Regions from separate parts of the Homo sapiens genome. Here region 2 is linked to region 1. A link is a loop called in an ENCODE intact Hi-C map of the cell type or tissue named here. Cell type or tissue: sigmoid colon. All regions are shown on one strand. Links, peaks and the distances in the headings refer to the core of each region. The heading gives the core; the rest is flanking DNA.

Region 1 (2,806 bases), core at 47-2,546:
AATGCACATTTGATGGTGTCAGGCCTCGGCATAAGCTCCATCGATTTCCTGGAACTCTTTAAGATAAAGTTCAAACTCCCTAACAAGACTTCAAGAACTGGCCTGTTTCCCCCTCCAGTCTCATGTTTTGCCCTCCTACCTCAAACTCCAGCCTCCTGAACTCTCATTTCTTTGACAGCACCACAAGCTCTCTTGTCTCAGAGTCTGCACACATGCCTAGAATTTCCATCTCTCACTCCCTTTGCTTATCATAAACTTCGCCACCACTGGCATGAGTAAGTGAGCATTCTACTCCCCCAGTTAATCTTTTTCTACACCATTTTGTTTCTTAGTCTGTCCCATCAGACCGTAATTTCAATGAGAATAATGAATCTAGCACAGTACCTGACACATTTTAGAAAATAAGTATTTGCTTAATAAATGAATGGTGATGGGAATCGTCCTCCACAAAGCCGAACAACATCTATTATTGTGCATGGGTGGGGTTGCCTCTTAAAAGTTATTATTTATTGCCCACACTGGAAGAAAAAAAAAAAAAACAGCCGAGCCCAAACCCTAGTTTGTGCAAGTGGCGTTAGGAACTTAATCCAAACCCGAAGAAGGAAGACTCCTGCGAATCCCACACCCAACATCCATCTACAGTGAGAAAGGCGCTGTTGGCCTCCAGTGCCCGCCCCCCACCCCGCCCCCCTCCGCGCCCCCAATGCTCCGCAGTCTTCCACCTCCGTTGGAGCACTCACGTCTCTGGCGCTGGGTGCAGGTGAGGCCCGGGACGAGGAGGGAAGAGCAGCCTCGACAGAGAGTCCTCTTCACCGAGGGATCCCTGGGGGCGGAGGAGGATAGTGGTCTGGCGCCCGCGCTCCCTCTCGCGTTCCTCCCGCGTCCCGCCCGCCGCCCGCCCCGTGGCTGTCTCACCGCCGCAAGACGAGCCGCTTCGCAATGGTCCTCTCAGTGTAGCAGTAAAACCTCGCCAGCGCCTGGTTCTCGGGGTCCTGGGCAAGGACACAATGGGCGGCCTGCGGGAGGGGAGCAGTCACTCTGGGACGCCGAGCACCGTCCCCGTGGGGCCCTTGTCGCAGACTCACCTGGTACAGGAAGTTGAGCCTCTGGAAGGCCTCGCGGTCCTTCACCGGCCCCGCCATCACCGCCGCGCTCCAGGGCCTCCCGCAGCCCCACCCCTCGCACAGCCCCGCCCGGGCGTCCGCGCGAGGCCTCCTGGGAAACGTAGTCCCCGCGCCCTCGGGAGCCTCCCGGAGGCCTCACAAACTCATCGGTTTCTAAACACAACCCCAGCAATCCATGCCCAGGGTCCCTTTATGAATTTTCAGTGCTTTTGTCTTCCTCAAGCTCATGACCAATTATATCACCTAGAGACCTAGTGGAGCAGGTGAGGATCTTAAATCGGCCATTTTCAGGACAGAAGGCTGGTCTCTTTATGTAGCTACGTTGGGGAGATGGTTATGTGCAATTTATACCCAGCTAGAGCTTCTGCCCTACTCTCCTGAGGTCCGAGGCAGATGCCTGTAAGATCTACAGACGGAAGGCACAGAGGTAATACATTAAAAAAAAGCACTGGTGCCAGTGGGGGTGAAAGTGGGAAGGATCATGAGGGTGCTGGAGGGAGGGAAAAGGACTCCCGGTCCTCAGAAAGCACAGTTTACTCCTACTATTCCACCTACCAAAGAAACACACTTCCTGTTATGCAGTGCTGGACACACAGTAGGTGATCCTCACTTTCTGAGTGAATGGTTTCTAACTCCTAGGCTTAGGTACAGCACAGAAATCTGTCAACAGCATCCCCTGCCCCTGAAACTTCACCCCACTCCCCACACTGACATTCACCTCACACCCCTCCCTCTGACCTCTTCTATCTTCCAGTTCTTCTGTCTGGTGTCCTGTGACTCATAGTGACTATCAGTTACTGAAGTCAGAAGCAGAGGGACATGAATTGGAGGGGTAGAAGATCAATGAACCCTGAGATGGGGAGGGCAGCATAAGTCAGGAGAGGATGACTTCTCTCCAATTTCAGACCCAGTGCCAGGCGGGGACAGACAAGCAGGGCTCCAGCTGGGAGGAAGGACATGGCTGAAACCTCCTCTGGAACTAGTTTCACAAGGGTTTTCGGACTCAAATGAGAGTGGTGTGTTTAAAATGTAGATGTAGGCTGGGCACGGTGGCTCACACCTGTAATCCTAGCACTTTGAGTGGCTGAGGCAGGTAGATTACTTGAGTTCAGGAGTTCGAGACCAGCCTGTCCAACATGGCAAAACCCTGTCTCCACTAAAATTAGCCGGGTGTGGTGGTGCATGGCTATAGTCCATAGTAATCCCAGCTACTCTGGAGGCTGAGGCAGGAGAATTGCTTGAACCTGGGAGGCGGAGGTTGCAGTGAGCTGAGATCACCACTGTACTCCAGCCTGGGCGACAGAACGAGACTCTGTCTCATAAATAAAATGTAGATGTCCGGCCCACCCCAGACCTTGACTAACCACTAAGGGTGAGACCCAGGAACATGCATGTCTAACACCCAGTGATTCTTACACATCAGTACAAGGCTGTCACCAAATTACCACACAACACAGAGATCACTTCAGTGGATCCTTTGTTCCATATTATTTTAACCAACCAAAGTATCTTGCCACAAAGAACCACAGTCAAGGCACAAAGGTAAGAGGAGGAGAGTCTGGACAAAGTCCTGTTGAGGTGGTAGGAGGAACTGAAATGCCCTCAGTAAACTGCAGATTCTTCTCTCAGTCATTTCTGTGAAGATTACCCGAATAGCAGATAATCCAAATTGGTTTAGTTTG
Region 2 (2,806 bases), core at 71-2,570, 200 kb before region 1:
CAGAGGGTGCAAAGGAGAAATGAGGAAAGGTGAAGCTGGAGAGGTGGGCTTGGTCCAGCTCTTGCTGGGCCTTTTCAGCCGTGTTAAAGATTTAGACTGTATCCAGAGGGATGTTGAACTTTAAGCCTAAGACTGAAAAGGTGAGAATTGTGCCTTAGATCACTATGGTTGCAGTGTGGAGACTGGTTTGGAAAGGGGAGAAATCAGAGGCTTTTACAGCCATCCCAGGGAGAGAGAATGAACACCAGAATTAGGGTAATGGAAGATGGAAAGAAGAGAAATCGTTTTATGGGTTGCTCAGGAGATAGAATTGACATGTCTTGGGATTGTTTTGCTGTGTAGGGGAGAGAGACAAGTCAAGAGTATACATCCTGTTTCTGACTTGGCAACTGGGTGGGTCATGGGTCTGTTTCCTGAGACAGTTGTCTACAGCCATACCACCGTAAGCGCCCTAAATCTCATCAGAGACAGTTTATGCAAATGGAGCTTGGGGAAAGAGAGGTCGTGGCTGGAGACAGAGATTTGGGCATCATCAACATATAGGTGTGGGGAGCAGAGAAGGCTGAGGAAGAAAGCAGGAAACATATAAAAAGGAGAGCAGGGAAAGGAGCCAGTGAGACAGGAAAAACCTAGTAACGTGGTGTGATGAAGCTAGGGGAGGAAGGAAGGAAGGAAGGGCGGCGTGGAACGCTGCTGATGGGTGGTGGCGGGGAAAATGAACGAGTATCCACCAGCAACGAGAGGGGCCTCCATGGTCTTGGTGGGAGCATTTCTTTGGAGAGGTGGAATCAGAAGCCCCAGATGTCAGAGGGTTAAGGAATAATTTGGAGGAAAAGCGTAAAGGCAGTGGAGGTGAGGAGAGAATTTTCAAAATGTTTGGCAGTGATTGCAATGAAAGAAAAAAATGGAGGGAGCAGAGTATATGCAGTTGAGGAACTTTTTTAGTTTGGAGTGTGTTAACACGATGTTAGGAAGAAGGATCAAGTGAAGGAGAAAGGTGAAAATGCTGGAAGGTGGGGCTTAGTGATGAAACAAACCTTGGGGACAGGTGGGCGTGGTACTGAGAGTCCCAGTGAGGGGAGTGCCCTCAGGCAGGCGCCGGTGGCTTCTGTCACAGGAGGGAACAGCGCTGACATTCAGCTGGTTCGCACTGATACGGCTCAACCAGTTTGTTAAAACATGTCTGTTCCAGTGTCAGTAATATACGAGTAACTGCAATATGCAGTAAAAATTATAAATTCTAATACAAACTCAGTTCAAGCTAATTAAGAGATCGCAACAGCCGTTGGTAAATGGACTTCCCGCTGCATTTGAGAAGCTTTGCAGCGCCATCTGCCGGTGTCGTAGCATCACTGCAGGCTGAGAGGCTGCTTTGCGCCTTCATCTTGAAGCACTCTGAAATTGCCTGTTTAAATTACCTTGGAATCATGGAGTTGCTACTGCTTCTGAATAGTTTAGCTTCTACTTTGATTTTATTGTTAGTGCATTGTCGTTCTTGTGTCAGTAGCAAGTTTCAGTGTTTTAATATTTACAAATACAAAAATTTTTAATAAAATATTAAAGCCAAACTTGAATGAAGAGACAACAAAGTTTGGATATGTTTCTTTATGTGCCTTTTGACATATCATAAATGAGAATCTTTTGATTCCTCAGGAGAACAAAGAAGAAATATTAATGAGCTGCAGCCAGGAATGTTTTCTGTTACTGTGTAAAAATCAGAATAATATGGAAATCATTTGCAACTTTTTATTTTGAAAAATTTCTAACATAGAAAAAGAACAATAAACACCCAAATACTGAAAGATTCAACAAATTCTACATTTTGCCATATTTGCTTTACTAGTTTTTGCCAGCTTCTGTATTAATCGATTTTTCTGTCTACTTATCCATTTTTTTTGTTGTCATTACCTTTTATTTTTAAAAATTTTAACCTTTAATTGTAAATTGGCAAATTATAGTTGTATATATTTATGGCGTACAAAGTGATGTTATGATTCATGAATACACTGTGGGATGATTAAATCAAGCAAATTAACATCTATCACTTTTTTTTTTTTGAGATGGAGTTTCACTCTTGTTGCCCAGGCTGGAGTGCAGTGGTGCAATCTCGGCTCACTGCAACTTCCGCCTCCCGGGTTCAAGTGATTCTTCTGCCTCAGCCTCCCGAGTAGCTGGCATTACAGGCGTCCGCCACCATGCCCGGCTAATTTTTTGTATTTTTAGTAGAGACGGGGTTTCACCATGTTGGCCAGGCTGGTCTCCAACTCCTGACCTCAGGTGATCCACCCACCTCCACCTCCCAAAGTGCTGGGATTACAGACGTGAGCCACTGCACCCGGCCCAACATCTATCACTTTTAAATACTTACTTTTTTTGTGGTGAGAATGTTTGAAATTTACTCTCTACATTCAGAGGAGGGAATATGTTAAAAATGTAAAAAAGATATTTACCCTCAACACTTATGAAATGTCCAAGAATTATTTACTATATTCACTTTGCTGTGCAGTATATCTCAAAGAAAAAGAAAAGCTTATTTTTCCAGTCCAATGAAGCTTTGTAACCTTTAACCATCATATCCCCATTTACCCCAGACCCCCAGCCTCTGGTAACTACTATTCTGCTCTCTCCTCCTTTAAGTTCGATTGTTTTAGATTCCACTTATAAGTGAGAACATACAGTATTTGTCTTTCTGTGCCTGGCTTACTTCACTCAGCATAATGTTCTCCAATTCCATTAACGCTGTCTCAAATGACAAAATTTCTTTTTAAAGGCTGAATAGCATTCCACGGTATATATACCATATTTT

The links. A loop is a pair of places that touch in the nucleus more often than their neighbours do. Peaks named below come from ENCODE experiments on the same cell type or tissue, not always from the same donor. Only the 100,000 strongest peaks of a DNase experiment are listed, where the experiment ranks them.
Region 2: a loop joins it to region 1, with 2.7 times the contacts of the local background. A loop is called at or near these places in 8 of 110 quality-filtered maps.

The regions. Positions count from the first base shown.
Region 1 is chr6:30,343,508-30,346,313 of GRCh38, reverse strand. It overlaps TRIM39-RPP21 (TRIM39-RPP21 readthrough), which reads right to left. Exons shown (of 10, transcript NM_001199119.1): 7 at 916-1,016; 8 at 741-823. It overlaps RPP21 (ribonuclease P subunit p21), which reads right to left and starts at 1,158. Exons shown (of 5, transcript NM_024839.4): 1 at 1,086-1,158; 2 at 916-1,016; 3 at 741-823. The coding sequence starts at 1,142. TRIM39 (tripartite motif containing 39) reads right to left here. Exons shown (of 8, transcript NM_001369521.2): 8 at 2,585-2,806. In sigmoid colon, for the core only: no CTCF peak of the experiment used is centred there; a DNase peak (open chromatin) is centred at 1,143; H3K4me3 peaks cover 1,486 bases; H3K27ac peaks cover 423 bases.
Region 2 is chr6:30,540,160-30,542,965 of GRCh38, reverse strand. GNL1 (G protein nucleolar 1 (putative)) reads left to right here. Exons shown (of 12, transcript NM_005275.5): 12 at 1-1,585. Among named protein-coding and RNA genes, the nearest start is that of GNL1, 15 kb to the left of the region's middle. In sigmoid colon, for the core only: CTCF peaks have their summits at 1,139 and 1,346 (motif pointing left); DNase peaks (open chromatin) are centred at 1,069 and 1,325; H3K4me3 peaks cover 638 bases; H3K27ac peaks cover 1,171 bases.